Linked DNA regions of Mus musculus: regions 1, 2, 3, 4 and 5 are each linked to region 6. Evidence: chromatin loops called from intact Hi-C (ENCODE). Cell type or tissue: gastrocnemius. All regions are shown on one strand. Links, peaks and the distances in the headings refer to the core of each region. The heading gives the core; the rest is flanking DNA.

Region 1 (5,396 bases), core at 249-5,248, 880 kb after region 6:
CGTTCATTCCTTTAAACTGGCAACGTGTGCTTTAAAACAATCTATTCTTCAGGAGAAACGAAAACCTTCTTATGCGAGCAGCTAAATTACTGCTATATTTAGATAATAAAAACATTTTTTAATTTAATCACGTGCATGCCTGACTTTTAAAAGTCACTCTGAACAAAGAAAAATAACTCAACCATCAAAAAAAAATTTTAATGGTTCACATATACAACTGATATTATTTATTTAAGGTTTTATTTACTAGTTGGTGACTACCCTGGAAACTGCTATGCCTTTAAAGGAAGTATAACTGGACATGCTGGGAAGGAATACAGACATTCATTCCACATCTTCTAAAGGGTTACATGGGGCTGCACTCCGCTGTAATTGGCTGAAGAGGGTGTTGGAACCCCACCCCACTCCCCCTTTACCACAGAGGTCAGTGAAACTGTGAAGATTACAAGGACATGGCCCCTGGTTACCCATTTCATTATAAATGAAACTGAAAACAGAATCGAACTTCAGCACAAATGAACCTTAAAAATCCGTGACTTTCATCTCATGCTAGATGCTAAATCCAGTCTCCAGGTTCCCTACTGCTTGTGTTCTGAGACTGTTAGCATGCTTTCATGTGTGTTCTTTCGAACCTACATATGATACACAAACAAAAGTCCATCTTATCTTTGACAAACATTATCAATTGCTGATTTACAAACATCTAACGACCCCAAACCATAATGCCTGTATTTTGGGTTTGTTTTTCTTTCCTAGTCAATAGCAAACACAATAAAAATAGTGAAAGTTCTGAATTTTGCAACTCCTTATAGAACCAAATGTACTAACATTGTACAAAATGAGCATTAATGAATGTGATCATAATTATCGCTAACAAAGGCCTACCACAATTCCTATCACCAAAACTACAATTCTAATAATTTTGCTTTTTAGTCTACTTGAGAATTAGGCTTAAAAAAAAACATAATATATGGCTTAGACTTTTCACTCTTCAGACAAACAAGATTCACTGTCCATGGTCTGAATCAGTAGCATTTTATAACAGATTTGTATCTGGCTCAATATGAAAGCTCTCTGATTATACAACAGGTATTTGAAAACAGTGTTATAATGATAACGATGGTAACAAGCACAGTAAAAACGACTAAAATCAGAAAACATCCAATACCAACAATTTAGATAACACAGGTCTTTATTATTATCAGCTACAACACCCAGGATGATTGGGAGAGGGAAGTGGTGGGCAGGGTATTAAGGGCATCTTGGAAATAGATCCCAAACACTGGCCTTTATAAGGCATTGTGAGGTTAACCATCAGTTTAAGGTTCAATTAATTTAGCATCCATCCTAAGACAAATTTAACATTTGCTGTTATCCTGCTGCAAGTCTGTTCCGATTCTTACCAAAAGTTCGCAGAGGAATCTGCAGATATGAAGCTTGCCGGGCGGTATATGGTCACAAAAATTCCTATTCTTCCCTCGGCTTTTTACAAAGGAGGTACGCGTTCATAAACAGCAAAATACTTTACAAAAGAGGAGGTGCATCCCTGGCAATTACTGTCTTTAGACCACTGGCAATATCTGGGCAAATCTTAAAATACGTTTGCTCCAAGGAAGAGGGAAAAAAAAAACTTTAATCTACAATAAGGAATATATTAAAGTGCTGGCAAGGGAGGGGGGTAGCGGGGGTGTCACGAGAAGTGTTTCCAGGAAGCTTGTTTTGAGGATTCAAAACAACAACCACAAAAATACGCGGTCAGAGGGAGGGAAAGAAAAAAAAAGCTTCGATAAAAGCTGGGTGGGAAATAAAACTTGGGTCCACCGTGTTCTCTCTGCTCCAGTGCTTACGCGGTAGGGCAAAAAGCCTTTCTGGTCGACTTCACCAAAATGCGCACTTCATCACAAGAGGCCCGGGCCTCCCACTCTAGTCCTTCAACCCCAAATGCTGCGTGAAAGCTCTGAGAAAGGAGAGGGGTGCAAGAGGAGGGGATGGGGGGGGCGGCAGCTGCCCCCTCGCTTTCTTTGCAGTTGGGGTTTTGCACAGTTGCGGTTGTTCCCAGTTCTTCCTACGTGTGCGCACTGGAGAGTGAGGAGCTTCAGCCCGCTCTCCCCGGGGGGGAAAGGGACTAGGGAAGGAGAGCAGAGGGAGGAGGCAGGGGCGCCGATGCCCCGCCGGGCCCTCCCACAGTGGCGCTCCGGGTGCGCAGGGCCCGCGCATCCCGCCACCCCTCTCCTCTTCTCTCTGCTCTCCTCCGGGCGCCGCCTGGCCGGCGGGGGTGCAGCCCACACTCCTGCGGGGGCGCCTGGGTGCTGCGCACCAGCCTGAGAGCCGGGATCCCCGAGCCACTCACCGCAGCAGCAGGAGCCCAGCAACAGCGCCGCCGCCAAGGGCCACATCTCCGCGCCGCCGGGGGGTCGCCGCCGCAGGTGTCTGGAGCAGCCGCCGCCTCCGCTGCTGCCTTCAAGGGAAACGACCGACCAGCAGCGCCGCAGCAGTGACAGGCAGGAGCGGCCGCCCAGGCTGCCCGGGGGTGCGCGCGCGCGCGTGCTCGCCGCCCCGCGCACGCGCACTCCGCCCCGCCTGGCCGCCTCTGCTCGTTGACGTGACGCCAGCCTCACACCCAGCCCTGGGCAGGCTCCGGCGGAGAGCGCCAAGAATCAGCCTGTCCCCGGGGCTGCGCGGGTTGCACTCTCTGCTCACGGCCCCCGTCCCTCCAGCCAGCTCTCTTCCGGCTTCGTGTCCTGGGCCGGCCTGAAAGACGGGAGCATGGGACACACACGCTCACCGGAACTCACGGCACGCGTCCCTGCGCAGCCCCGCTGCTCTCTACTCCCTCTGGCCAAGCTCGCCCTGGACCTCGGAGCCGCCCAACCTCAGTCCAACTCCTCCTCCCTGCTCTCCCGGTGTAGGCGCTGCTTCTGCTTTCACCATCTTCCCTCCCAAGGCGCGCAGCCCTGGAGCCGCAGGGCTGGGCGGAGAGAGGGCGCTGTGACCAGGTCCTGGCCCCCGAGGAACTCCTTCCCTCTGGCTCCCCCTGGCCCTGATCTCTCCCCGGTCTGACTTGTTCCAGAAGTGGACCTCCTTATCTGTTTTTCTTTCTTTGTTGGCTAATGTTTTCATCCCCCAAGCAGGGTTGGGCAATCAAGTTCCATGCATAATGAGCAGTTTAAAACCACGAAGGAGAAAGGGTGACAGACACAAGGATTGTGGCAGACAGGCCCCGTGTGAGTAAACAGATCCTTGACGCTATCGGCAATATTGGGAAACTGGCTTATGTCTGCATCCTTGTGTAGACCTCTGACCTGTTTGAGTTCAGTTCTTGAATAGGTTTAAAAGTGTAGCTCTAAGCCACTCTCTTCACCCTGAGGCAAAGGTCCTTTGACTAAAAGGACTTGATCTCTGTAATAATGGGTGCCCATTCTGGGTGATATTCTCTGAGCTGAGCTAAAAGACTATCACACTATTTATTGCACTTCTTAAAGTCTTCTACCCCATTTCCTTCTCAATAGCCAGTGTAGCAGCAATCCAATTCAGGATAAAACTTGCCACTGTCTATGATGCTGTGACAGTGTCCTTATTTCATGATTATTTTCCTAAGGAAATAACCACTCCCTCCCAGATAGGGTACCAACAACAAACTAAAGTAGGATTCCACCGAAGTCAGTCTTGGACCAAAAGGTTTCTTGAGCTTGCTATAAGTTACTTCCCACCCAGCAGCGCAGAAGATCTGAAAGCAACCACACCTAAAAATTTCACCGCAGCATGAATTCCCCGTTCTTTTGATACCCTTCTATAGTCGGCATACTCTAGCACCTACTTAGGGGTGTCTGAGAGGTGCAAGAGGAAGTAGCTAGAATCTCAAGTAAGGGTTCAATGACCCTCCTGTCACTCTCCTTCCTGGAGGAAAGATCCACAGTCAGCACATCCTATCTTGAGAGTCACAAGTAGTCACCACTGTTCTGAGGAACATGATTGCTGTTACGCTCAGAGAATAGCACTCAACAAACATCCCTTAGTATACAACTGTGTGTGTGTCTGTGTGTCAGAGAAAGAGAGAGAGAGAGAGAGAGAGAGAGAGAGAGAGAGAGAGAGAGAGAGATTTCCTCCACATTATCAATTCTTTAAACCCCAAAAGTTCCCTTTCCCCCCCACCCCCATTGATCTAGATGATGTGTTAATGTGACTTAAGAGTTCTGATGGTTAAGGTTTTCAATGGCAGACCAGATACCCTCCGACTATCAAAGGAACCGGTTAATGCTGATATGGATACAAAACAATGACCGCTCACCAGACCTTGAGCGTTAGGGACATTGTGTATCAGAGAGCAGCTGCTCGGCTAAAAAAGGCTGTCAGCTGTTCCTGGATGCAGCTAACCCTGTAAAGCTGACTACTGACTGGAAAACACTGTGCCCAACCTGCAGAGGTGGAGATCCAGTGATGCTCTGTGTTATGCTGGGAGCTACGGGGGCCATATGATTGTCTTCTTGTGCAGAAAATGGAATGGGCATAAGTTGGTTGGATGAGAAGTCAAGAGGGTGGTAACTGTTCTCTCGGGCATTTGAGATGGGGCGTGAGGTTGAGTCTATCCCAGAAAAGTTCTATAGCAATTTCTGCAGAGTTGATAACTTCTCTCTGAGAGAACCTTAAACTCCAAGTCCAGAACCTAAAGTCCTTAGAAGTTCTCTTCCAATTGATCCAAACATTTTTATCCAGACTTTGAGCTTGGCATGAGAGAGGAGGGGATAGGTGCACATTAGATATTTTGAACACAGGTAGCACACATTAACTATGTTAATTAAGAGTCTCCACACAAGCTGTGGGTAGGGTGTTGTGCCCAGTTCAGATAAGGAAACAGAAGAGGTACCATGGGCCTGGAGTTACTTATTCTGGTGTTCTCTGGAGCTCTCACCTGGGCCCTTTCCTTGAGTTTTCATCAGACGTGTGGTTTCCCCTGAATCACTTCTGACCTTAGAGTGGAGGAATATGGAGTTACAAGCTCAGAGAAGTCGGTATCTATGATAAGACACGTAGTTACCCCATAGCCTTCCTTCTCAATTCATGACTAGTTCCTCTTTCATGGTTAGCCTCATACTAACTTTCCTTTTCCTCCCAATCTTACATCTGCTTCTGACCATATCTAAAATCTTATATAGATACAGCAATATACTTACTCTTGATGCTTCTGGTTACTTATATGTCCATGATATATGTGGGTGTTTCATGTTCATGCATGTACTGGTACAAGGGCACATGTTTGTGCTTATATGTAGAGACTAAAGAATTACTTTGTGTATCATTTCTCTGAAAGTGTCTATACCTTTTTAAAAAAAAAAAAACAGTTTAAAGAATAAATGTCTTCCCAGACATTCTGGTTAGCTTTCAAATGAAGATCATAT
Region 2 (5,396 bases), core at 201-5,200, 540 kb after region 6:
CCAGAGTGACAGGAGGGATAAGCAAAGCTGAGGCTTATGAAAGTGCAACAGACATTATTTGATGTTCATTGCAAATCCAGGTTGGGCTTCTTTCACCTTGTCTGAAGCTTTGAGTTTTAAGGCTATCTAGTCATTAAACTTACTTGAATTATTCCTAACTAAATTGTAGCAAATTTTTTTATTAAAGCTTTTATATTTAAAGAGCTTACATATATATTTCCATTGGCCCATGCTAAGCTAAGAAGCAAAGAACCAGTAGTCTAAGCCTGAGTACCTATGATGAAAGCTATTCTGCTCTTGAACCTGGGACTAGGTCTAAATTATAAGAAGGCCTTTTCTCTGATTGTGGAGTCCATACTTTCGATAGTGCTTAGAGGCATGCTTACCGGGTGTTTTGAGGCAGTGCTGTGAAACCAGTAATTGCTGCCTTAAGCCTGTCCCCACACAGCCATTTGTGTTGCAGTACTGAGATACTGATACACGGCCAAAAAGAAGTCCATACTCTATTTTGGTGGAATTGTAGTAATTTTCCTATGTGTTTGGAGTATGAATCAACCTCTTCATTTCAGATATCTATGATTTCCAGGGCAAAAAAAAAAAATCTCTAATTTGTAGTCCTCTTTTGTCAAGGCTATATCTAAAATCACTATAGAGCTAGATTAAAATTTTCAATTAGACTTAGAGGAGTATTTATACCAGCAGTGAGTTTCACACACTTAGAGCTGTTCTTACTAGATTTTTCTCTTGCTCTTTTTTTTTATACTGTACATATATTTTTGTTTTTGTTTAGTTGGTTGGTTGGTTGGTTGGTTTTTCAAGACAAAGATTCACTGGTTGTTCTAAAACTCACTCTGTAGAGCAGGTTGACCTCAACTTTAAACATCCTTTGGCCTCTGCCTCCCAAGTCATTTCCTGACCTAGTCTTCCCTTTTCTTTGTCAAAAATGATTTCTGTGCCTACTATTAGGAGATTGAATGACTACTAACGTTTTTCCTGTCCAAAACCTTAGCTCAGTCACTGGCATAAAAAAAAAAAGAAAAAAGAAAAAAAGCACCAATCATGAAACTTGATTGCTTTTACTTTTATAAATCTATTTATTTTAGATGTATGGATGTTTTGCCTCCTTGTGTAAGTATTTTATGTTCAAGTATGTCTGCATATTACATGTGTGCTAGTGTTCTCCGAGGCCCAAGGACAGTATTGAATTCCCTGGGACTGGAGTTCCAGAGGGTTATTATTTGCCACATGGGCGCTGGGAATCAAACCCAGGTCCTCAGGAAGAGCAGCCACTCGGCTTAGTGCTGAGCCGCCTCTCTAGTCCCATAGGATATTTACTTTTTTTAATGATTACTATACTGTAATTACATGTTTCTTTCTTTTTTTTTAATTTCAAAATAAGGGAGTGGAAGGAGGAATACATAAGGAAGTTAGTGTGTGGGACAAGTGTTCCCATGTAATCAAAACCAAGGAAGAAGACTTTTAATGGCCTGTACCTTCCATACCCTTGATGGTAGTCACTGAGAATTCAGTCCTGTGTTATTAAATGATTTATTGGTTTTGTAATTACAGTGCCAAAACCCAGTCTCTCCATGAACTGTGCTTCATTCAATTATCTCATTAAGTGTGTTCACTCTGTCCAAGAATTCAGAGTCCCATTTGCATGCTGACCCTACCAATGTTTATCTTATCCTTATCTGATAAGTCTGTATGCATGAGAAAAGTTTAAGCCTCACAGTTTTTCTACTTTGTCCAGCCTGGTGCTTCAAGGTAAATGTCCCAGCTGTTAATGTGAATATAAGAAGTACATATTTAATCTCTATGTCTTCAAACAAGAAAGTACTGTTATCATCCTACCCAACTGTACTGGCCCAGAAGGTCTCAGAAAGGTGCCCTGGCCACACCCAGAACTTGTGATCTCTTAGGATACAGGCAGTAGGCTTGCATACATTAATACCTCCACCTACCAGATCAAACACTGTACCAAATCCAAAGATGATGAAGAGGGAGTGAGGGAGCTGAGGGTGGAGGTCACTGGTGGGAGGCAGGTCACTCATGAAATGCCTGCTGTTCATACGTGATCTAGTCCTTCACAGTGTAAAAGAGGCATGAGAGGATGTGTTTGCAACCTCTACAAATTTAAGGAAAATATAAATAAGTAGCAAACAAATTGTGGGAATTTTTCATTTCTTTCTTTTTTCTTTTCTGTCAATGTTTTGGAAATGAGTGTAAATTTGCCATTCAGATGGGTCAGGCATACAGAAACATGTCTTTTCCAGGATGGTGCTGATGCCTTATGGCTTTGTGTATAACTGTGTGTTTATCCTATTTCAGCCATATTTTCCGAAGATAAAAGCACCACAGAGCCTGCTTTTAAGGTTAAAAATGCCCTATCCATTCCCAACACTCCAGAGCCAACAACAATGCAAGAACCTTTGGTTGGCAGCCAAAAGAGAAAAGCAAGGAAAACCAAGATCACACACCTTGTCAGGACTGCAGATGGCCGAGTATCACCAGCAGGAGGTACTTTGGGTAAGAAGCAAGATCTTTTAAGTCAAGGTTGTGAGAGCCAGCAAATGTCCACCATGGCTGCGCTGGCCTCCAAATGACTATAAGCCAAGTGTTGCTTCTCAATAAAGACCTGGTGTGTTTTTGAAACTTTCACCTCCACACATGCCCTATTTCATGCTCTACAGCCACAGCTGTTTCTCCAAGTGTGTGTCTGAATCTCTAGAGAGGAGAGGTAATGTTTAGGGGTACTAGCTGCTTTTCATCAGAACGCCCCCAAACAGTCTTAAGTAAATTCCAGAAGAGCCTAGACTTTCAAAGCTACTCGATGGATCTGGGTGAACTCACGCTGTTCTATTCATGTCATTACAAGCCAGATTATTAGATATTCAAAGCAATGAATTAGGGACCTAAAAATATATTCAGCGTTTTCTATAGTGCTGATTCAAGCCACTAGGGGAGCCTGAGAATATGTCTGCGTCTCTTACTTTTCTGATCTAAACAGACAGTAAAATTACCCACTTCCTTTCTTAGCTATGATCTATTCCTTGTTTATGGTGGTTTCTTTAAAATGTTCTGAAAGGCTCAAGGTTAAAGGGTACAATAATGACTCAACATGCCCTGAAGAGCTTGGGGTGTCAGGTAGGCACAGTGATCTGTGCTGTCGCCCCCTGGTGGGGGTAGCATTCCATCTGATCTGATCTGGCTTAATATCAGTCCTCAGAGAGATGAACTGCTAGCTGAGTTAGAAGTAGAGGGCCATTTATTAATTTTGCCCTTTTCTTGTGTCTTGTGGTTTTAAATGATTGTTAGAACCACAAGGCAGATTGAGACTCCTCGTTCTACTGTCATGTCAGAGGGGAGACTTTGAAGAGGTGGGGTTCTGTGAGTGGGAGGTCAGTGTGAAGACTAATGTCTCCCCAGGGATCTGGCTGCTCCACCCCTCGCTTTCTAATGTATATTCTGATCTGTGGCTTCCATTTCACTTTTCTTTATTCTTATTTCACTTGTATTTACTTATATATTAAAAAAGTGGTTGCCATAATGGCATTCTTACTCATGTATGTAATGTGATTTCATCATATTACTCTGTTTTCTCTCCTGACTGGTCCCCCTTTCCCAAGTAGTCTTTCTATTTTTCGTGTGTAACTTTCATTTTATAGATTGTTATGTCCTTGTTCATTTATATCCTCATTCATTCTCATTTGTAGGAAAAAAAGAGAAATGTTAGAAAATAACTCCCTTTTACATAGGAAAGCGCTATGCCACTTCTATGTCTTAATTATAACAGCATATCTTTTATTGGTTTTCTAAATTGAAATATTATTTAAAATTCTGTCTCTCCTACAATGTCTGCATATTAAGGAAAGTATTCTCCCTTTGTTTTTCCATAGGTGCTAGAAAATCCTTTGATTTTTGACCATGAGGTCTTTGGAACAGAGGGACAACATGGGAGCTCAGCAGGATTGATTATCTGTTGTTCAGTCCATTCTACCCCTTAGAACTACATAAGACCCAAACCCACATTCCTGTGACAGTGTTACCATCACACAACTCTCTTGGGTTTCATTTTGGTTACAACCTACCCCAACCCTGAACCGGTTCTTTGTGAATACAACATACCTTCTCCCCAGTGAGGTTTAGGGTAGAGTCTACAGTTGCCATTGGGAAAGAGACTTGTCTAATCCTTGCTACTTGAAGGTAGCAGACAGACATGGGCAGGACAAACAGCCCTCCACACTGTCGCGCACAGTGCTTCCCAGGATCCTTCTCTGAAGGAGCCTCCTGTGATGGATTTCTTTTGTTTCAGATGACAAACCAAAGGAGCAACTGCAGAGGAGTCTCCCCAAAGTCCCTGGGACATACTGCGGTGACAATTGCTCACACAGCACGGTTGAGGAGCCACGGAGCAGCACTCCAGACATGCCTGCTGTGTCTGCGTTCTTCAGCCTCGCTGCACTGGCTGAGGTTGCGGCCATGGAGAATGTGCACAGGTGAGCGATCGAACGTCAGTCCAGGAAGCTTGTGGAGACCGGCCGACCGTGCCAGAACTGACTGGCGTGTCACACAATGAGCTGGCTTTCCTCCTGAATTCAAGGACACGGTTATTTATATGTATGTGTGAATTAACAGTGCAGGGAACATTAGTGAACATGGCAACTACGTATTTTATCTGAATATCAGAGTATCCTGTAGCTAAACGTTATTCCCATGAAAATCCTGTGAGTAAAGAAGCAGGATTATGTAAGCATTCTGGACTTAGGTCCTGAAGGAGGTGGGGGAAGAGCAGACAGTGTCCTGAGCATGGTGACTACCCTCTCTCACTCCTACCAATTGTTTTGTATACGTTGGGAGAGGCTGTGCTTGTTAATTTTCTGTTGCTCTGAGAAAACTCTATGACAAAAGCAACTTTGGAAAGAAAGCTTCTATTTGAGCTTATGGTTGCAGAGGCTAAGAGTCCATCATGGTGGGGAGCCATGGCAACAAGCAGCAGGCCTAGTGGCAGGAGCAGGTAGCTGAGAGCGCTATCTCAACCCTGAGCACAAAGCAGACAGAGGAAACAGGAAGTGGGGAAAGACTAAAGTCTTCCCCACCGTCCCCAGTCACAAACTTCTTCCCATAAGGCTCCATCTCTCGGAGATTGTCTCCATGACCTCCCCATACACCACCACTCTGGACCAAGTACTCAAATATCCAAGCGAGTGGAACATTTTTCATTTAAGTGACCACAGTTGCACTTATCGCATGGAGATGGTGTGTGAGTGACTGTGGCATCTTGCTGATAAAGGATTTTGTTAGTAGCCATGACAGTATCCCATCAAAACACCATGGGTTCAAGGTAAGGGCCATCTTGACATCTGACTTATGGTACACAGAGCCCGTTTTTTTCT
Region 3 (5,396 bases), core at 183-5,182, 1.2 Mb after region 6:
ACTCAGTCCTTTCAGTAGGGATGCATCAAGCAGCCATAGTTTTGCCTTTGCCCTTTCCCTGTAGCAGGCAGGGACTTGCAAACACTTCTTTCTTTCTCATCTGACAGGTGTTTCTTCCATGCTTCAGCATCTTCAGTTTTTTGACACCTAAGAAAGGGATTTGAATTCAAGGATACTCGAATTCTCTCTCACCCCGCCCCCCTCTGCGTGTGTGCGCGAGTGTGTGTGTGTGTGTGTGTGTGTGTGTGTGTGTGTGTGTGTGGCCTGTGAGTGCATTTTGATGTTTTCCTGGGGCCTCATATGACAGCTGAACATAAGAAAATAAAACCTGCAGCTATTAGCATTGTTTGCTCCATGTGAATGATATCGCACTAATGCCCTAGGTTCTAGAGCTCAGTGAGACTGGTTTTTGTTTGTTTGGGTTTGGTTTTGGTTTGCTTTGTTTTTTTGGCAAGACCCCAAACCTTGTCCTAAAGGCAGCCACATAGGATGTACTCTGTTCCTGAGAAGATTCCGAAACCCACAGCCGCTGCTCATCAGCGCGAGGGTGCAAACCTCTGGTTTTCTGTTTCTTCCTTTTCTTCTCAAATTCTGCTTCCGCTTCTGAGAGTTGAAGCTGCCGTGACGGAGACTCTTCTCATCTCACTCCAGAGCTCTCTGAAGTGAATATGTTAAAGGCATCCAACGAAGGCCCTGCCTGAATTGAACTTTTGGGGTTCTTTAAATCTCAAAAATCTCCATTGCTGAAGCAGCTCTCTTCAGGGTTCCTGGGAGAGCTCTGGGTTCAAACTAGACCCTAAAGGTTAGAACAGGATGGACTAGTTGTTTGTACAGGCCATATTTTTCCCCTCACGGAACTGAGGTTCTTAGGCTCAAGAACTGGAATTCTAAAGTAGTTTTTAAAATAGAAAACTTCCAGGTTGGATGTGACTATATTTAGATGCTTACATTTATTACGCTTGAATTTTTCTAGAATATTCCACTTTTAGGAAGACTCAGCCAAGGGTATTAGAAATGTAGAACAAGGAAGGATGCAACTCCTAGCTGGGCCCTTATGTTTAATTATAGACATTACAGACAGATAGAGGGAAAAGCATTTAGGGAACAAGCAACACAGTAGTGCCCTAATGCCACCAAATGCAGAATAAAATGGTTCAGGATGCACTTAACAGATTTTACTGTGTAAAGGACTCTTATTATGGTAGGAAGATCTACTGAATCTCTGAGTAGTTAGATAAAGGTGAAGGATTTATTCCCAGGACTGTTATAAAGATGCCCCTACTTTTAACATGTTCACTTTAAGACTTGTTCCAAAGACAAAATGTATATAAAAGAATAAGAAATGCAAACAAAACATTGCTAGATATTAATGACATGAGAACCTAAGTGGACTACTGTCTATTGGCCAGTTAACTCTGTCCAATTCTAATTGGCCAGTTCTAACGATGAACCAAACTCTGTAGCCCGAGGAATGCTTACCGTTAGCTTTCAAAGCAAAACAGAATAATAATTCTCAAATAAAAAAAGTTACATCTCCTTTGTTATCTTGGTGCTGACTTCAGTATAAACCCCAAGCAAACACTTAGATAAGAACGTACTCAGAGGGAATGGTAAGTCTCTTCAAGAGGAAATGGACACCTTTAACCTTCTACAATGCACTGAGAACATGAAGGTTTAGAGGAGTTCACCGGGGATAACTTGAGTTTATATATATATATATATACACACATTAATTCTTAGGCCTTTTAGCTATAGCTCAAGAACTGGAATTCTAAAGTAGTTTTTAAAATAGAAAACTTCCAGGTTGGATGTGACTATATTTAAATGCTTACATTTATTATGCTTGAATTTTTCTAGAATATTCCACTTTTAGGATGAATCAGTCAAGAGTATTAAATGTAGAACAAGGAAGGATGCATATATATATATATATATATATATATATATATATATATATATATATATATATATATTCTTGTAAATGCATGCCCTCAGATCCATTATGAGGGAATGACTCCATGGAAGGAAAGAAAGAAGAAAGGGAGGAAGAATGGAAGGAAGAAAGGAAATTAGAAAAAAAGGAACTGCATATTATTATTAGGTGGATGGGGAAGGAGGGTGTCTGAGTGCGTTCAGGAAGGAATTGGGACAGGGGTTAATAAGTTCAAAATATGTTGTATGAAATTCTCAAACAAATAAAAAGAAACCCCCAATACATGGCCAAGTTGATAAAGCCATGCCCTGATGAGGCTGGTAGAATATACTGCCATCTAGTGGTACTAATGGAATGAGCGCTGTGTCCTCAATGTCACCCTCTGGGCTGAGTGATGGTTGACTGAACGCACTAGAAGGAAGATATACTACACAGAGCTAAAGCTGGCAGTGGAAAAGTACCTTACGTGTGACTTTTTAACCACTGAAGCCTTATAGCTAACATAGCTGTTTCAGTGGGCCCCCAGAAAGGATAGTCAGAGAGTCAAAGACAGGAAGTAAAGAAAACAGTTCATCAAGCAAATGAGAGCTAGTCTTCCAGGGACACCACTCTACCACCTGAACTCATTCGATTATGGGAAAATATTCATTATACAAACATGGAAAACACAAAGGAATAAGTATGACCTAGAACCAGCTGAGCTGGCCACTGGAAAGCTGCACACAGTGCCGAGTGGACACATCTGCCTCCCTGGCTTCTGATAGAGTTGTAGTGCTGAGGTGGATCTAATGACACTGCTTGTACAGGTGGTCTCTCAGTCTTTATCATAACTATGTCTTCCTAAAGGTCTTTGCCTGAAATTAGTTGCTGAGCCTTTTATTTCCTGTCCTGGTGGTGGTATAGAGAGCTGCTGAATTTCAATGAGTCAATGTGTCTACAGTTGAAGGTTGAATCAAGAAGATGGAGTTCATCTGGGAGTCAAGAGGTTACATAGGGTTTATTAACCAACTTGTCAGTTCACTTGTTCAGTCTTCTCGGAAATGAGGGCATTTTCAGGATTCTCCCAATTATGTAGCCTACCCCAGGGACAAAGCCAGATACTGTTTGTGACCTTTGTATCTTAACACTGAAGATTCTACCAAATAGGCTGGGCTTTCAGAAACATTGTCTGAGAATACCACATAGAATCTCATTCAAAACCTATCTAAGGTCTTTCTTTGGGCCAAGGGAAAGTGATTCTAGCTGATTGTTTGAAGAGGAGATAGCTATGAGAATATTTAGTCTTTTGACTAAAAAAAAAAAAAAAAAAAAAAAAAACCAAATAAACAGCATTTTACCTGTATGGATGTTTTGCCTGCATATGTGTATACTCATTAGTGGCATGCCTAGTGTCTTAGGAAGTCTGAAGAAGGTGTCAGATCCCCTGAGACTGGAGTTATGGACATATGGGTAGGTGCCATACTGTGGTACATGTTAATTCGGGAAGGCTGATCTTCCCTAGTGTATTAGTCAGGATTCTCTAGAGTCATAGAACTTATGGGTAGTCTCTATATAGTAAAGGGATTTGGTGATGACTTATAGACTGTATTCCAACTTCCCAACAATGGTCCGCTGCAGCTTTGAGTGGAAGTCCAAAGATCTAGCAGTTGCTCAGTCCCAGAAGACAAGCAGGAAAAGAAGAGAGAGGATCTTCCTTCTTCCAATGTCCTTACGTAGGTCTCCAGCAGAAGGTGTGGCCTAGATTAAACGTGTGTACCACCACACCTGGACCTGGGACCTGCTTTATCCCAGATGACCTTGAACTCCGAGATCTCCTTGCTTTACTCTCCTGGGATTCATAGCCACTATACCCCAAGATCTCCATGCCAAGATCCAGGTCAGAAACTTGTATCTTCTGGCCTCAAGATCAGGATCACAAGTGAGTCTTCCAATTCTGGATTGCAGTTCATTCCAGATATAGTCAAGTTGACAACCAGGAACAGCCACTACACCAAGGAAGAATTTCCTTTCCCTTCTGATCTACCTCTGTTTCTTCCAGTGTGGCCTGGGCTTTGGCCTCTTATTGATTCAATAACATGACCTTTTCCATTTCTGCTAAATTCTTGATGCGGTTTCAAATCTGGTTCATGAGACTAGAAACTAGCTCTGGGGAGAGAGGAAAGACCATCTATGTTGGAGAGGAGGTTTCATCTCTGTTCCATGATATCAGCACAACTTTCTCTACAAAGGACTACTGGGACCAATTTTATCCTTGGTAACTTTACGGCAAGGCTACCCATTACTGTTACTTTAAGTTAGAAGGCATCCCTTCTATGATATATTTTTTTGCCAGCTGCCAGAAATGGTCTCAATAATTGATGAAGGTTGGGGTCCTCAGAGCCTAATTCAGAGTTTTGTGCCTTGCACATATGTATGCATACATATAACTTCACATAGTTCTGCTTCTCAGGAGCCATGTCAGATTCTACACAGAGTTCCTCTCACATATAGACCCCAGACCAGGAATTCCTGCACTTCAGTGGGTGTGCTAGATTCTACACAGAGTTCCTCTCGTTTACAGACCCCAGTCCAGGAATCCCTGCACTTTAATTGGTGTGCTTCTCTGTTGATACCAGTGTCTCATTGTGCCAGTCACCAATCAACACTGGGATAGAAACTTTAAGCATAAGCAGGACACCATCCACCAGCAGCCAAAGCATGATCCCAGACAGTCCAGCCAGCCAGATGGGGTTCTAGAAGGACAGTAGCTTTCACTCAGACACAGGGCAGTTCTAGTGAGCCTCTCATAAACACAAGCCTTTGACAGCGAGTCAGCCAGAAAGTGGCAAGCCTTAGACACCTGATACTACACTACTGTGGTTGGTTCAGATTTTTCCTGAAGAGAGGCTCTATTCTCTAAAAGATATGGAGCAGGGCCAAATAGTACCAGGAATTCTGGAGCCAGAAGAATGAGAGTCAAGAACACATCTGCTCCTCTGTTTCTGAAGTCATATGCTATAATGAGTTAAGCCAAGAATGTTAAAAACTTACAATACTAAAGACATCAAGTGAAAACTCTTGGGTTAATAATAATCATTTCCTGCTTGGAGAAAATGTAGGGGAAGTTTGCCTCAACTCTGACTATGCCTTACAATCACCGGCAGAGCTTAAAACAGAACAAAACAAGCCCCCATATTCCAGTCCTACCCTAAGTATGGGAATTTGCTTCACCTGAAAGCCTGTAAAAAATGCAAATTTGCAGGCTCCATCCACTGAATCAGAAATTCTGTGGTGGGCTTGGCTTCCTGTTCCCAGGTGGTTACATGGCTGAGTTTGGGGGCTACAGTTCTAACACATCTCACAGCCCAGTCAGAGCCGGTCAAGTACAACACAGGTCAACAGAGAAGACTCCAGTCAGAGCTGGTCAAGTACAACACAGGTCAACAGACAAGACTCCAGTCAGAGCTGGTCAAGTACAACACAG
Region 4 (5,396 bases), core at 71-5,070, 480 kb after region 6:
TGGCTGCAGTCAGCTGGAGTCAGGGTTGAATTTTGTTTTATAAATTTGATGTTTTGTATTTTCCATAAATGATAGCCTTCATATATGTCAATATTTGAGAAATATTTTTAAGAACAGTATTTGTTTAATTGATTTGGGAAGAAAAATTGATATACTGAGTAAGACAAAGACAGAATGGAATGACTCCTGCCTCAACACACAGCAAGCATGTGTCTATTGAGTGCTTTCGACACAGTAGGAAATGGCCCCATCATAGTGGAAGAAGTAGAAGGGTATGATATGACATTGTAGCAAATCATTTAAGCCAGAAATCAAATGAAGTTGCTTGAGCAATAACCCAGAAGAACCAACCCTCTTGAACTCTAGAAGCGAACCAGCCTAAATGAAACACTCAGGGGTTTAAGTGTGCTCATGTTGTTATTTAGCTTTAAAGGAACAGGAAATAAAAAGGCAGAAGAAACAAAAATACTACCCTTTCCCTCAGATTCTGGGTGGAAGGGGCAGTAGAGAGTTAAACTCTTACAGCACCTGTAAATTATTAGAAGATAAAAATACAAAGAAAGTGATATTTGTGTTTTAGAATTACTAAAAGTAATCTTCAAAACAATTTTTTGGTGATCCATGCTAGTGTGAAAAATGTAGAGCTAAATTAAAATTTAAAATAAAAGCAGAGTGTGGACGATTCAGAGGTTATGTGGAAAGGACAGTGGTTCAATACAAAATGCATGAAGTCGTTGGATTAATCTTGGCAAGGACAACATTCGCTGTTGCAGCAACAGAGTCGTCTTGGCTAGAACAGAAGGAAGCAAAATGGTAGATAGGAGAAGTTAGGAAAAAGACTCCTCTCTGATGGTAGAAGGCACGTCTATTCAGTTGAATTGCCAGAGCCAGAGTTAGTAGTATGTATGAGAAGCACCTTAGACATTAGGTCTCTGGTGTTTGAAGGCTTGCTTCTTTTGGTCTAGCAAATAGATATGACAGTACAGTTTTGATCTTTTTTGATCAGTACTTTTTGCCTTGGCTTCTATTCTACAAAGGGGAGCTAATAATAATAATACCTGATTTCTGTAGCTCCCGAGAATACTGCAAAGATTAATTAAATAAAGCCTGTAAGGCATTTTTTTTACTTCCTGAAAATTCTTGTAAATATTCAGGATCATCACCATAAGTTATTCTAGTTATTCAAACATCCATCATGTAAACACACACACACACACACACACACACACACACACAGAGTTCCTGATCCATTGAAACTTTAGAAGAATTTACAATTGTAATTTAATTTCTTCATCATCACTAGAGGATCAGGATAATTTAATTTAATTTACGTAAGGTAGATTAGTGGAAGAGGAGCTAGCAGATAGAGTGCACCCCCTTCAGAGGCCTGTCCAGTGAGGCCATACTGCAGAAGAAATGGGCAGTAGTGAACTGTGTGCCATCTCTTTTCATATGTTCAGTCAGATGTTGAGTGTTCGTGGAATGATTTCCGTAGGGAAGGCATGTAAGGGGATAGACCATACACAGATATCTGCTCTTTATGTACCTGATACCTCTTAAGGCTCAAGTTCTTAAAGAAAGGTAATTCTCTCAAGGAAAATCTTTTTTATTTTTCATTTTTCAACCGATAACCTGCACGTTTATAAAATAAGATAGGAATACCTAATTGAAATTTGATAATGATATACTTGATATCATGAAACAACAGTCTTTCATCTTCTTCAGAATGTTGATGATTTCTTGAGCTAAGCAATATTTAAAACACGTGCTGTTACCATTAAATATATTATAACACTTAAGTGTTTTTAGCCTTATGTTTTATGGAAATCTTACGATGAAAGTTTCTTTTTTTTTTTTTTTAATTTCCTAAGTTGTTAGATGGACTTTAAGAAACTGAGTACTATAGAGTAGGTAACCATTACAGCTAGCTTTATCCAATACTGCATCCTTTCAGTGCTGCTCACCCATGCCTTAAGTAAGGATACTGCACTCTTAGCAGTCTCAGGAGTACGTAGCCCTTGGGTGAAAGACCAGGGGCAGTCGTCTAGCTACACAGATTTCACTGCAGCAGGACTAGCCAGTTTTCTGTGTAGCAGCACCCAGGAAACTCTATGACTCAATTCCACCTCCCTAGCATCAACTCTGCAGCAGCCACACAAGGGGTCATTTTGAGATTGCTTTCAAGCTAGACAGGGCTAAATAAGCCTTCACATCAGTTAGCTCATTCTGCTTTCCCAAGAATCCTATTGTTCTTTTCCTCATTGCATTCACCGAGGCCACAGAGTGAGGAACTCCTAACTCTGGGACTTACACCCTCCTGACTTCCATCAAATGAAGAAATGCAAAGTCTGAGCCACAGAACAGTTAATTTCACCGATATCTTTTGCAGGATTATATCTGCATTTTTAAATGCTAAATTTTAAGTGTTCAAATATTGATTTAGATAAAATTGAAAGTTTTCACTTTTATTTCTGATATCAGTGGAATAGGAAAAAAAATCTGTTCTTACCCATTGGTACAGCTGGGTTAATTTTATATGTGCCTGTTTTAGACTAGTATGCTTAGCTATTCCAGGAGACTTAAACACATTAAATTCCATTATCTCCGCTTCTTCTCCTGTTCTTTACCTGCTAGTAGCTTTTATCCTCTTTTCATGGGCTTATTGCCTCTAAATACACTTTGTTAAGACATGTGTTATGTTTAACTTCTACAGTGAAAAGGAAGAGGTACCCAGAGGTTTTGTTGTTGTTTATTGTTTTCTTCTTTCTTTTGACAAGGCTCCTGCTTTATTCTACTTTGTAGACAGTACTGCCTGTCATGCGAAGGAGCCCAGCTTCTTCCAACAGGAGTGGGACTCAAAACCAAGGCCGTCAGGTCCCTTTCCCGGATCTGTGCTGGCAATCATAGATGCTTAAAGATGGCAAGAAGACAGAGTGCCTTCCCACTTCATCAGATACATTGAGAAAGAAAGATTCAGCCCTTTGTCTCAACTTTTATTATAGTCGTCTGTCTGTAGAAACAACATTGGGTTTCCTGTGCTCTGTTGCCCAGACTCTGATAATAAGAAAACTATCCATGAAGTGCAGGCAGGGTTCTGGTGGCCTGGATGCCCTGAGTAAAACTAGTGTCTCCCCCAACTCTCACCCATTTCTGCCATATGATACAACAGGTTCTGTTTCCCATGGTAGCCCAGTACTAGTATAGGATACCAATGTCAGTTAGACCTTCAGACACACGCCTCTTATGCTAAACTGTTCCCATGAAAGATACTCTGTGCCCCCATCAAGCCTTTCTCCTCTCAGCTTTATTTACCATGAAGATATTGGTGTAGACTGACCCTTCTCCTGATGTCCTGATATCCTTCCAGACAATTTCTGAGGACTGGCAAGTGCTATCTCTGACTTAATTGGAGCCCCATATCTCTGCAGTTTTATTTCTCCTACCTGCTAATTGGTCTCCTGCCTCCAGTCGCTGCCAGCCAAGGTTGTCCTGACTGCCTCTGACATAATTATCTAACTGCATATCTCTCATCATGCTGTTCCTCTAACTAAGACCCTTGGCTAGCCCTCTGTGTCCTCCAGCCTAATTTCCAGACTTAACTGAGTCCTAGTTTTGTCAGCCAGAGTCATCTCCCATTACACTCACATGGTGTCTTATCGTTTACCCACACCAGCGAGGTGACCATTTCTCAGAAACACAGCAAGAATATGCTTCTGTATATTTTCATCTGCCGTAACTTGTCACTCTCACTACTCTGCTGAGGGGAAGTCCACCTTGCTTTCCAACTCAAGTACTCAGAGAGTAAAGGATTTTCTCTGTGCTCCCAGCGAACCTTCTCATAGGCCTCCACTTGCATTTCTGCAGTGTAGCTCTTCCCTTCACTTGAATTGCAAACAGACCAAGGGTCTGGCAGGATCCCTTAGCCATCATTCTATTTCCTGCTTTACACTGGGTGCACGTGGTATTTAAACTTCTTAATGTTATCAGTCTCCATGATGGTACATAGTGCTTCCTGAACAAGTGAATGAGAAGTGAGTATTTGAACTAGCAAGAGTAGGAATAGATGGTTGATCTACAGTATTTACTTGCTCCTTTGTAGCCTGTATATTTATCACAGTGCCAAGCATTGTGCTTTGAGATCTGCAAAGTGGGAACAGTCCTTGATAATACTTAGCTTCCTAAGCCACTTGTGATCGTAACTGGCTCCGTCATGCTTTGTATCCAGAGGCTGGACCTGAGATTTCTCACTGATTTGCTCCTGTCCCTTACTTTGTCGCCATTCCTACTGTACTCATCTTTCCCCTTCTTTTCTTACGGAGAATCATTGCTGAATCAAACTGGCTGACAATGGAGTGTGAGAAGATTGCAATGTGTGCTTAAACTGAAATCCCTGTAGCTATTTTCATTTTTGGGTGTATAGCAACACCTAGTGGCTTTGTGTATTATTTCAGAGACTTTCTAGAAACAGGGTTGCTTATTTTCTTTTTCTTTTCTTGTTTTACCACTGTTTACTTATTTTCATTAATTCATAAGAATAGATGCTGAGGAATAAATGTTGATCCATTAAAAAAAATCATTCACTAACTAATTTACATAAATAATAAATATTTTATATTTCATAATATTCATAGTCTGGGACGCTAAAGAAGCCTTTTGTAGGAAATCCACCTTCTTTTTCACAAGTATAGATTTTTCTGTTCATACATATGTATATTTGCCATATCATAAACACATTTTTTATATTCTGTAATCTTTAGATAAGAACACCTAACAGGTATCATATCCAATTTTACTTTGTTAGTAAGGTATTCATATTTGCCTTGGTGACATGGAATCACAGTTACACATGTAAATTACTTCTTTGAATATATACATTCTGATGAAATTTTAATGGGCAATTTACTCTACCTTAATTTTTTCTAGATAAACATTTACATCAGCTATTTAGTTTTTCTTATAACTGTATTATTTCCCTTCCTTGCTTATTGAAAATTACAGCTAAGTCAAAATTTAGGATTTGGGGAACGCTCTCCCTCTGTCTTCTCATGCTGCTGGCTTTGCTTAGTATTACAACTCCTGCCCTCCTTGTTTTTGTCTACTGTTGTCTTGGTGCTTCTTTCTGTCTTCGGACTAGGTTCAGGGAACAAGTCACCAAGTAAGTAGTAGACTCCCATTCTCCCAGGTTCTTAAATCTATGCCGTTTCCATTGTACTTTATTGGGTACAGTTTCACAAGGACCTAGATTTTGGGAAGGGACATGGCCCACTACAGTAAAATGCAGGTTTAGTGGTTCTAGTTTTGCACTGTTAGCCACTGGGCAGCCTTTGTTGTACTTTACTGCCAACTCACACACAAGTAAATATACATTGTATATCTGCTCTGTCTGCTGCCTCCTC
Region 5 (5,396 bases), core at 222-5,221, 430 kb after region 6:
CATGCTAATGAGCCAGGAGCTAGAACTTGCTAATTGCAACTTATTTTAAGTTGATTTGAATGTTTATGTTCTGTGATTAATTGCAAGGATAATAACAGCGGATCTTCATAAGCACTTCTGTGGAAGCCAGAGTTCTAAGGAGGAACATGACTAGGTGTGAAGATTTGTAGAGACAGCCATTTCCTGTTTCTGAATATAGCGTGAGAGGTGCAGAAAGATTAGGTTGTTCCCCCAGAGTAACGCAGTGAGCAAGGAGCCTGGGAACTGTGCATACAAGTTTATGGATAAAAGGAACGCTGGCGTGTCTATGCTGTTAAATTTCAGCCCAATAACACGAAATACCTGGATATCGGCAAACGCAGTTGACAAGTAATCTGGAGTTTCTTTCAAGACATAGTTAAGAACTTGGATTTTATTTTCTTTCTGATTAATTTTTTCATTTTTTTATTAATTTTTTCATACACTATATTTTGATCGGATTCTTTCCTTTATTCCAAACTCTCCCCGGTTCTCTCTACCTCCTTATTTACCCAAGGCCATGTTCTTTTCCCTCAAAAACATGAGTCAAAACAAAAAATGAAACAAAACATGCACAAAGGAGCTCATTTTGTTTTCCTGGACGTGGGGTCTGCCCTGCAGTGTGGTTGACATACCTGTGACACTCTATTAGAGAAAACTAATTTTCCTTTTCCTGGAGGTATCAATTGGCGATAGCTTCTCTGTAAGCAGTGGGGCTTTGTGTCCACTTATCTTTCTCAGCGCTGGGGTTTAGTCCGGTTGGTAACCTGTGCAGCCTCTGTGTGTGCATAGTCTCTGTGAAGTGTTGTATGTATCCTGTGCATCTGGAGGACACTGTTTCCTTGGAGTTTGCCTCTGACTCTTAGAATCTTTCTGCCCTCCTCTTCCTCTCTCTGAGCCTTGACATATCTTCATTCTAAACCCTTATATACTGCTTTCAAAAGGGTATCGGTAGCATCAGATTTCTTGTTGAGTATGAGTTTGTAAATTGCAAGGTTTCCAATACTGAGAATATAGATTTCAGTTATGCTTCAAACAGCTCATGTCTTCCTTCGTAAGATGACACAACCATGTAGAATTTTCAGTATGCAATGTATATAAGTAGTAAATTGTTCAAGATTCAGTCTCTTAGATTTTGAGGGGCTTTGTCACCATCTTTTCTTAGCTTTGTCTGGGTTATATTGTCCTGAGTGTAGTAAGTACAATAGTTTCCCAATTGCAGAAACATTTATTTAATGGATGTTTATTAAACACCTAATATACTCCAGTTATAACAAAAGCATCAGGCATCTTCTGATGATCAAAATACAGCCTCTGTAAAAAGGGCACAGTATATGTCCAGTAGCAGTGAAATCTTAGGGGCATCAGGTCTCTTGTATTATGCGATCACTTGCTTTAGCATTGGTTTTGTTTGTTTTTCTTTTGTTTTTAATAGAAAAGTAAAACAAGCAAATAAAAATGAAGATACTAGAACAATCCAGACACTTTCCTCTGAATTGTACTGTAGGGTTTCTAGGAAGCCCTCTCCCATCTTGAACTCTCTGTCTAAGGGAGTGGTTCTCAACCTCTCTAACGCAAACCTTTAATGTTCCTCATGTTGTGGTGACTCCAACTATGGAATTATTTTTGCTGCTACTTTATGCCTGTAATTTTGCTATTGTTATGAATTAAAATGTAAATATTTTTGGAGATAAAAGTTTGCCAAAGGAGTTATGACCCACAGGTTGAGATCTACTGGTCTAAAAATGTCTCCATGTGGAATTTGAAATTTACTCTTCCTCCAAACCTGATTTTTAACCGAACATTAATTTATTTTATTATGTGATACTTGTCTCATTGGGACAACTCAGCCTATGACAACCTAAAAAGAATCAAAACTGGATTTTTAGAGCAGAAATCCTGGTAGCAATAAATAACTATAGTATGAAATTTCTACTTTTTTTATTTGTTTCCTGGTGAACCGCTGTTCCTGGAAGATAGTGAGACGTGGGCAAGGAATCCCTGGTTTTGGATGACAGGGGAAAATTACATGTTTGACCACGTAAAACTTTTGATTCTTGGAAAAGTCTGGACTGTAAAAGGCACCATACATACTCAGTAAAATAAAAGTAGGCTTTATCAACACATCTGAGCGGCCTATTTTAAGTGGAGCAGAGACAGACAAACATACCATCTTTGGTTCTTCCCAAGACAAGTGTTTCCAAATCTAAGTAGGGTTGTAGGAATCCAGTATTTGTAGAGAGGCCAAGGAGCACAAGTGGTATTCTCATAGTCATGTAAAAGCAGAGTTGTTTCCATGTAAAATGAGCATGCTGATTGGTGAGAGAGTCATATTGTGAAGGCAGTGGGGCTTGCTGTACCTGACAGTATAATTACACTGTTGGAGGAAAGAGCAGAGAGAGGGCCAGCGTTGAACCAGAAACCACTATTTATATAATATTTAGAGGAGACAATCTGTACTTCGGTTGAGTTAGGTCTTGTAACGCCAGTTTCTTAAAGGGCCATTTAGTTACTGACAGGTCCTTCAGGCTTGCTGCATGTGGATGTAAGGGAAGCACTAAAATTTCAGCTTTCATGCTAAGTCATTGTAAAAGTATTATAATTTAAAATGGAGATTTACAATTCTAAATAATCATAGTTTGGAATTTCATTGCTCTTTTGCAAATTTAAGAGTGGCGGTTCATATTTGAAAGATGACTCATGAGCTTTTCATTGTTCTGTTTATTAGTCAACCCAGACTTGTGACACCATCCTTTCCCAGTAGATCCTGGAGTGTGCATCTTTATGTCACCTAGCAGAGAGAAGAGTTCATTTCCTGCAGCTCTGAGTAACATGGCATCTAAGTAGTGTAAGCCCTTGTGATGGTGGTAATGATGACACTGTATAGCCACTTCATGAAGGGCAAACCTGTTTTGATAGTTCAAAAATAAACACAAGTAGAAATATTAGAGACATTTTTATAACTTGGGGTTTATAAGCAGTCATATATTGTAAAAAAAAAAAGTAAGCTAGTCAAGAATATTGTAGGATATAGTAAATGGACTTTGTATTCTTGGAAATAACTGGGAAATGGAAGTTGAAATGTTGTCACCAAGATAAAAGCCCTACTGAGATTGCTCTTAAAATTAGTTTTCATTTATAGATGGTGCAGTGATTCCCAGCTAGGCCCTACTACCCTCCAGGAAGTGCTTTGAAATTTGTGAGACCTTGTCACACTGATGGGGTGAATGTAGGTTGCTTCATCCTGAGATTGGAGAAGGGACTCGAAGAATGTGGGCATGGGCTAAGGAGTGAAAAGGTCTTGCCAATAAAGTACCTGGCCCATCCAGAAAGCCAAAAGTGTCCACACTGAGGAGTGCTGGGTTAGCATGGTGTGCATCGCTAAGTTGGGCAGAAACAGTTAGGTGACTGAAAGTTTCCACCACTTGGACACAGAGGGCACATTCCATATACATGAACAATAAGGTAGATGCGTTGTAGTTTTGTTTAAATTCTGGAAATTTCCACACTTATTTTTTTACTAATTGAAATGATCTTGTGTATACTTTTATGAGGTTGCTTATCTAAGGGTCAGTTTGACTCTTTTGTGACACAGTCACATTCTCTGAATTTTATACCTGCGGATCATAAGTCAGTCCAGGTCCTTGGAGGAGGCTGTGTTCGCAGCAGCTGCATATCATGCTAGCATTGCAAACACGGTGTAAAATGACAGCACACACTACATTCTTCATAGCCATGCAGTGTAAGGAAATGCAGAGGGACAAGGAGGTCCGTCAGAGTACTGCACTCAAGCTAACTTCATTCCTCCTTTTTAAGTCAGAGATTTAGAGTACATTCATGAGGCATTGGAAACAAGACTGAGGGAAAGAAAGCTTTGAAGTGCAAACCTTTCTTTCTTAAGAGATATTTCTTTCCTTCCTTTGCGCATTCTTAAGGTTATACATGATTCACTGTTTTCTTCAACTGTCTCTGACATTTGTTCTTGAGCTTGGTTATTTTGAGGACAGATCACGTATTCATCACACAGTGAATGCAGTCTGTATGGCAGCCATGCTTCCACAGAGTGTGAAAGACACACCCACAAACCAAAACTCTCTGTCCTAGGTGACAAGATACTCTCAGGAGCTTTGTGGGAGGGGCCTCTCTGCAGCAATTCGACTCTGGTCTCTAATCAAAGTATGGTAATCACTTGAGTTAAGGAACCTAGGCAGAACGGCATATGTCCTTTGCCAGGATAGGCCAGAACTTTAGCTAATAGCCTAGGGCAGCCATGCCATAGACATAGACCATAGAGTTCACTTTTTTTTTGTACCAAATTCTTTATTTGAAGAAATGGTACAAATTAAAGAACTTAAGCAGGTGTTTTGGTGCGACTTATAGAAAATATAAAGGCAGCCTGGTATGCATGCACTGCCTCAGTGACTCTTATAATGACTGTGATATGTTGAATCTTTATTTCTGTATATAGTTAAGTAAATGCTTCACTTCTTAATACTCAAACTATAAACCTCCCACAATAATTGAATTACAGACAAAAGGCCTATTTGCCAAGTGGCAGTAATTAAGTAGTGAAGCAATTCATTTTGAACAAGTGTGAAATGATGTCTCATGGTCACAGAAAGGCTTGGCAAGAGAAAGTGACTTTCCAAGGTAGCATATTGATTTGTACCTCAGAAATTTGATACTCTGTCTTGCTAAATTACATTTAAAATAATTGATTTTAAATTAACTTGCTAGTGCCTTTTTGCTTATAAGTCAGATGAGAATCATACTCGGCAGCACAAAGGAAACTAGGCCTCACCTTCAGTGCACTACTCCCCATCCATGTGTTGTGAACCTGTGGTGTTTAGCCTCTTTACCTTGTATTTAAATGTAAACATACATATGGTTTTTAAAATTGAAATTATGGTATATAAGTATGACCACAGTGGATTTCTTAGGAAAACAAAACACTTATTGACTCCCCTCCCCCCCCCCCCCCCATCCAATTTTGATATCCTGTCTTGGTTTCTTCCTGTTTTAGTGTTTCTCTAAAGTAGTGGGATTCTGGTTTGTTTTTGTTGTTGTTGCTTGTTTGTATTTTGTTTTGTGAACTTTTGTATTTTTAAGCTGCTGTCTCATGTGTTTTATATATCTGTAAAATTGCTGTCATTTAATAAGTACAGAGGCAGTGTTTTCAGCTAAAAGAAAATAGCCATTTTATTAGAGAAGGAGAACTTATGGAACTGTAAGTATTTATTAGCATCATGGTTTGCTGAAATGATATCAGACCCAGTGGTATTCGCAGGACCTTTTAAAGTTATCATTCCTTAATTTGAACATCACTTGCCCTGATCCATACTGTGTGCTCACAGCTGAGGCGGCTAGTGCTGCTGTGC
Region 6 (5,396 bases), core at 116-5,115:
GTGGCTTCGTTCTTTTACCAGGTGACCTGAAAGACAACCTTAAGATTAGTATAAAATATGTTTTCTCAAAATTATCCACCACTCGTTGGAGTCTGGGTATGTAACTATCACCAAAGAAATAACTGGAATCACATCGCATTCTTGCATGAAGCTGCTTGGATCAGCATTCAGTCAAATTTTGGAAGAAACATCCTACAAAACAATAGGGGGACATTTCTATTTTCCATTCTGTTTATTTGTTTGTTTTTATTGCAGTGCTGGGGATAAAACCCAAGGCCTTGTGTACATAGGGCACAGTGTCAATCATTGAGCTACCTCCCAGATCAATGGAAGTTTTTAAATATGTTCAAGAATTTCATAAATGTATATAACATGACTTGACCGTATCCATATCTTATGACTCAGTCCCTGCTCCCCCTAGACTCCTCCACACCAAACACCCTCCCCACTTCACGTCTTCTTGGTTTGGTTTTTTTTTTTTTAATAAACTATTGAGTCAAAAGGGATAATCATACCTTCAAACATAGGGAACTGACGAACAGTCCCACCCTGAAGGCGGCTCTTCCCTTCCCCAAGCTGCTATCAACTGCCAATAGCCCCTCAGCCAGAGGAGAAATCAGAATGTTTTTAGTTTTGAGAGAGCCTTCCATGTAGCCCCAGCTGCCATGCATATCACTATACAGACTACATAAGTAATTTTTTTTTATTTTTTATGTCTATGTGCATTGGTGTCTGGTCTGCAGGCATGTCTGTGTGAGGGAGTCAGATTCCACTGGAACATAAGTTACAGTTTCGAGCTGTCGAGTGGGAACTGGGAATTGAACACAGATCCTCTCGAAGAGCAGCCAGCGATCTTAACCACTGGGCCATCTCTCCAGCCCATGCTGTTTCTTGCTTTTAGGAGAAGAGTTGCTTTGTCACAAGAGGGGACAGGCTAATGTGCAATATGTCCCTAACAGGCAAAGAGCATCTTTCTGTCCTTGGGAGGAGCAGAGCCTGTGAGTGTGAGGCTCTGCTCACCCACTCCTGCCCCTTGTACCTCTTGTAGCAGGCTGCTGAGGACACAGACAAGCAAACCCGGACTGTAACTCACCTTCATTCCAGTCGGCAGCATTAATGTCAAGAGAAAATTGAGCAATAGAAACCCAGGCAAAGTACGAAAGGCCCAATCACAGAGACCTGATCTGTTCTGCAAGTGAGATTTCCTGGAACTTGAGCAAATGCAACTCACAGTCGTACGCGTGAGCTTTAAAGTTAGCTTTGAACCTAATCCAGTGGTCATAAGGACTCACAGTAAATATGAAATAGACGTGACATGATTAACAGATGACCCTTCCAGTTACAAATGAGCTCTGGGTGATAAGCACACCTCTGCATCAATTATAAAAATCAGTCTCTCGGATACAAATTACTTTTAAACACCTAGAACCCTGGAACAAATTGAATTGAGAGGGGATGCTATTTAAAAGTAAGCATCATAAAGATGATTTTGAAAATATTTTCTGGAGCAGGAGACATGGTTCAGTGGTTAAGACTGCCTATTGCTCTTGCAGAGACCCGGGTTCAATTTGCAATACCTACACAGAGATTCACAACTATCCAGTCAGACCCTGCTCTTCATGAGCTTCTGTATGTATATGGTGCACATAAACACATTGAAGCATATGTGCACATAATTAAATGATATTTGACATGTATGGGCACTGTGCATGCATACCTATGCATGGATGTTATTCAATGACAGAGTTCCAGCATCGTCAGCATGTGAGTCCCTGAACCTCAGAAGGAAAAAAAAATATAAAACTTTAACTGGAGTACATCCTGTAGGGTGCTTAGAGAGAAGATTTGTGGCTCACCAACTTATAGAAATTTATGGACCATTGAATGCTTACAGTTTTTCTTTTTCCTTTTTTTAAAAAAAGATATACAATTTACATATGCAATTTACAAATTAAGTAAGACAGTTAATTGGTAACAACTTGGGTTATAAACAGCCCCCAAAGACAGAAGAGAGTGCCAGAAAACTGTGAACTTAGCACAGTAAAACAATGGTAAACTGGTATTTATTCAAGAATCCTAAGTGTAAGCTCTCTTTTGAACATGGGCTTCACTGTCATCAGGCCTGTGGAAAGGAGTCAAACTTGTAATTTCCCACACCGAGCCTTCCTCAGGTACCCTACACTGATGTAATAAGGATGTGAATAGGCAGAAGGCGGAAGAATTGGCTCTAACCATGTGACTCACAGAGAAAGACAGTGAGCTGGCTCAAATGCTGAGTAAGGCTCTAGCATCCGCAGAGCCTCAGGCCACTTGGCGGATCCTGGTACCTGCTGCTTCAGCCTACTGGGTGCTGGTTTGCAGGAACCCACACAAGTCAGGGCGTGGAAGCCTGGAACTGATAACACCCAACACCTAAGCTCGCTCAGGTCCTCGCAGTTGCTCCTGGCTGACATCCAAGAAAGAGACCCTGACCTGTTTGGATGTCTAAGAACCACTCAGGAAATGAGATCCATGGGTTGTGTGCCGGGGACCTGCCGTAGAGGCCCCAATCCAAATCCTAATCGCTTTGAGAAACATCTGTAACCAAATCCAGCAGCAAAACCGAACCTCACAAAGGACCCACCCAGGTTCCTCCATGAAGTGTGCTTCTGCTCGAGCACCTAGGGGAAGGCGACAGGGTTTTATGGGACTGACTGCCTTGACCTTGCTGCGTGGACATCGCCGTCGCCTACTCCTTTTGTACTTCTATTGCCTCCGCCTTAGTTTTTAATCTCCTGGTTGTTTTTACGTTACCTTACTGACCTTGTGTTTTGCTTCCCTCACAAACTTGAAAGGGGAACTGAACTCATAAGAAAAACGAAACAAAACCCAAAACGAAAAGCGCCCCCAAACAAGACAGAAACTCTAATCGTTTCTTTTATTCGGAGTCTCTGAACCGGTCTGTTCAAATCTTCATTAACTTTTCTGAGAGCGAGCAGGAAACACGCAGTGTTTCCTTACTGGAGAAGGTTTCGTGGCTGGAGTCAATGCTGCCGCATGACCAGCAGGGGGCAGTAGCACACTAAGAATGCAGGAACCGTCCCAGGCTGTGCGGAACACTGTTGAAGGGTTTGCGCTGGTCTGTGTAAGAGCGATGAGCTCAGCTCCGATGAAGTCTTTTGTTTTGTGTCCTATTTTACAATGCACGGTTCAGTTTTCCATATGAATTGTGACTTAGGCAGACTTCACTGTGACAGCTGGGCTCAAGAAAATGAGACGTAAAGAGGAAAATGGAAAAGGGAAAGAGGAAGTTCAAGTGTTTCAAATAAACTACGTAGAGAAGGCAGAAGTAATTCCCCCGTAGAGATACAAAGTTTGTCCCTTCGCTGTTACCATCCTTAATTCTGCCCTTCCGTTTACAAATTAAACTCATCCTTGCTTTCTCTCTTTTCCTGCTACTTTCTTTGCCATACAGTTTTCTGTTTTGTTTGTTAAGGATTTGTGCTTTTAAAAGATAAAGCTAGTTTAAACCAAATGGCTTCAAAAGATCCTATCATTTCTGAATACAGAGAGTGGATGTTTTTGTGCCTTTTGAATACTCGTTAGTCATTAATGTGTATGTTGCAACAACAAAAATGTCCCCTGTAGCCGTAAAGCTTTGGATAAACAGCCCAAAGCTATCGCTGAGATCTTTATCTGAGGACCTGGAGGTAGAATACGAAGTTCACATTGAAACATCAGAGACCTGAAGATCATTATAGTCAAGGATCATTGGGGTTTGGAAGGGTAAAAGGTGATCAGGCATCCAAGCATGGGGATTCTGCTGCTGCCGGGCCTCAGCCCACGCTGTTCCAGGAACATTCTTGCCTCATTTATCCAAAACACTCGTTCCTTCACCAATCTGAAGTGTTTGTGCAAAAATCACATTCTGGGTGGCTTTTCCCAACCACTTCTGTAAAGGGATGGTCAACTCTCTCCGTAGTCTTTCTTATATGAATCTTGGTCCACTTTTCTCAACAATAATGGCTATTAAATGTCACATTAAACATTTAACATTAGACATTTAAATATTATAAATTAGACAACTGGGACAGAATCCATCAGTCAACTAATGTCTTCACTCTCTATAAAAGGGGAAAACTAGGGTTGATCCCAATAAAACCACCACCCTGCCACACATAAATAAAACCACCACCCTGCCACACCCAAAGACAACAACAAAAGTAAAAGTAAGTCAGGAATGATGAGAATTTCAGGAAAAAAAAAAAAAAAAAAGATGGATGACAGACAAAAAATAGCAAGAAAATGCTTATAAAAAAGAACAGAAATTTTCTTAAATAAAAAAAGAGAAACTTAGACCCCAAACCATCTAAATAAAGCACATCTTAAGAATTTTTCCATATGTTGTGTTTTGTGGTTAAAAGAAAGTTATGAAAAAGTATATAGCCCATAATCATAAAGAAAGAATTACAATTAATTTAGAGAAAAATTGAAATACATAAATAATAATAGTGTATAACACAATCTCTTAAACCAGCTGCAATTTAACAAAATTATTTATTAAAATTGCCTAGAATTTACATTCAGAGGCAAAAATAGGCATACCTTGATAAAGTACATGAAGAAACATAACATGAACAATATTTTTTAATTAATTATATTATAAAACCAGAAACCACAGCCATCAAAACGTAACTTAAAAAATCCTCTGACCTTGAAAATTTTATCTATTAAATCTCAATATCAATCTCAGTTGATTCTGAGAATTTCTAGAAAAAAAACCCCACAACAATAATCTTTAAGATCAGCTGAAGAATGTTCAGAATAAAAATGAGAGATCATCAATACAAACTAGGAACTGAAATAAATGCGTTTCAGTGGGAGAGGATATACCTGCAGTGACCTGAGGTGCCAGGGTACATTGATAAGAAAGGGAGACTCCCCCGCCCCACCCCACCCCCGCTCAGAGGGAAAGGTGAATGGGGAGGGGAGGGGTCATAAGAGAGGGGACTGGGAAGAGGGGTGATTGCAATCAGATGCAAAGTGAATAAATAAATGGTAAAAGAAATAAATAGCCAGGCATAGTGGCGCACACCTTTAATCCCAGCACTTGGGAGGCAGAGGCAGGCATATTTCTGAGTTCAAAGCCAGCCTGGTCTACAAAGTGAGTTCCAGACATCCAGGACTATACAGAGAAACCCTGTCTCAAAAAACAAAAAGCAAACAAACAAACAAAAAAAACAATAAATAAATAAGTTAATTATCCCACTCAAAAATATATTTAAAAACAATAGTTTTTTTCCCGCAGATTTATTTAATTTTATTTTTGACTAAGCAACATGAAACAAATCCTAATAGATTAACCACATTTGGCATTTTACTAGGGAAAGGCAAACCATCATACAATGCAGGATTCA

The links. A loop is a pair of places that touch in the nucleus more often than their neighbours do. Peaks named below come from ENCODE experiments on the same cell type or tissue, not always from the same donor. Only the 100,000 strongest peaks of a DNase experiment are listed, where the experiment ranks them.
Region 1: it touches region 6 in a loop (3-fold over the local background); 2 of 42 quality-filtered maps call a loop at or near these places.
Region 2: it touches region 6 in a loop (7-fold over the local background); 6 of 42 quality-filtered maps call a loop at or near these places.
Region 3: it touches region 6 in a loop (2.6-fold over the local background); 10 of 42 quality-filtered maps call a loop at or near these places.
Region 4: a loop joins it to region 6, with 8 times the contacts of the local background. A loop is called at or near these places in 28 of 42 quality-filtered maps.
Region 5: it touches region 6 in a loop (4-fold over the local background); 8 of 42 quality-filtered maps call a loop at or near these places.

The regions. Positions count from the first base shown.
Region 1 is chr16:49,852,787-49,858,182 of GRCm38, reverse strand. Cd47 (CD47 antigen (Rh-related antigen, integrin-associated signal transducer)) reads right to left here and starts at 2,522. Exons shown (of 9, transcript NM_001368415.1): 1 at 2,351-2,522. The coding sequence starts at 2,396. It also overlaps Gm4633. In gastrocnemius, for the core only: CTCF peaks have their summits at 2,292 and 2,993; DNase peaks (open chromatin) are centred at 400, 2,178 and 2,589; H3K4me3 peaks cover 3,330 bases; H3K27ac peaks cover 3,531 bases.
Region 2 is chr16:50,199,511-50,204,906 of GRCm38, reverse strand. It overlaps Bbx (bobby sox HMG box containing), which reads left to right. Exons shown (of 17, transcript NM_027444.3): 15 at 2,332-2,529; 16 at 4,316-4,499. Among named protein-coding and RNA genes, the nearest start is that of Gm4827, 130 kb to the right of the region's middle. In gastrocnemius, for the core only: CTCF peaks have their summits at 2,978 and 3,178 (motif pointing left); DNase peaks (open chromatin) are centred at 3,179 and 4,490.
Region 3 is chr16:49,497,916-49,503,311 of GRCm38, reverse strand. No RefSeq gene overlaps it. Among named protein-coding and RNA genes, the nearest start is that of Gm4802, 88 kb to the right of the region's middle. In gastrocnemius, for the core only: a CTCF peak has its summit at 2,273 (motif pointing left); a DNase peak (open chromatin) is centred at 2,292.
Region 4 is chr16:50,253,720-50,259,115 of GRCm38, reverse strand. The region is part of intron 7 of Bbx (bobby sox HMG box containing); the gene reads left to right. Among named protein-coding and RNA genes, the nearest start is that of Bbx, 180 kb to the left of the region's middle. In gastrocnemius, for the core only: a CTCF peak has its summit at 4,423 (motif pointing left); no DNase peak of the experiment used is centred there.
Region 5 is chr16:50,300,108-50,305,503 of GRCm38, reverse strand. All of the region lies in intron 3 of Bbx (bobby sox HMG box containing), which reads left to right. Among named protein-coding and RNA genes, the nearest start is that of Bbx, 130 kb to the left of the region's middle. In gastrocnemius, for the core only: no CTCF peak of the experiment used is centred there; no DNase peak of the experiment used is centred there.
Region 6 is chr16:50,734,618-50,740,013 of GRCm38, reverse strand. No RefSeq gene overlaps it. Among named protein-coding and RNA genes, the nearest start is that of Dubr, 4.5 kb to the right of the region's middle. In gastrocnemius, for the core only: a CTCF peak has its summit at 3,036 (motif pointing right); DNase peaks (open chromatin) are centred at 2,417 and 3,054; H3K4me3 peaks cover 1,620 bases; H3K27ac peaks cover 1,508 bases.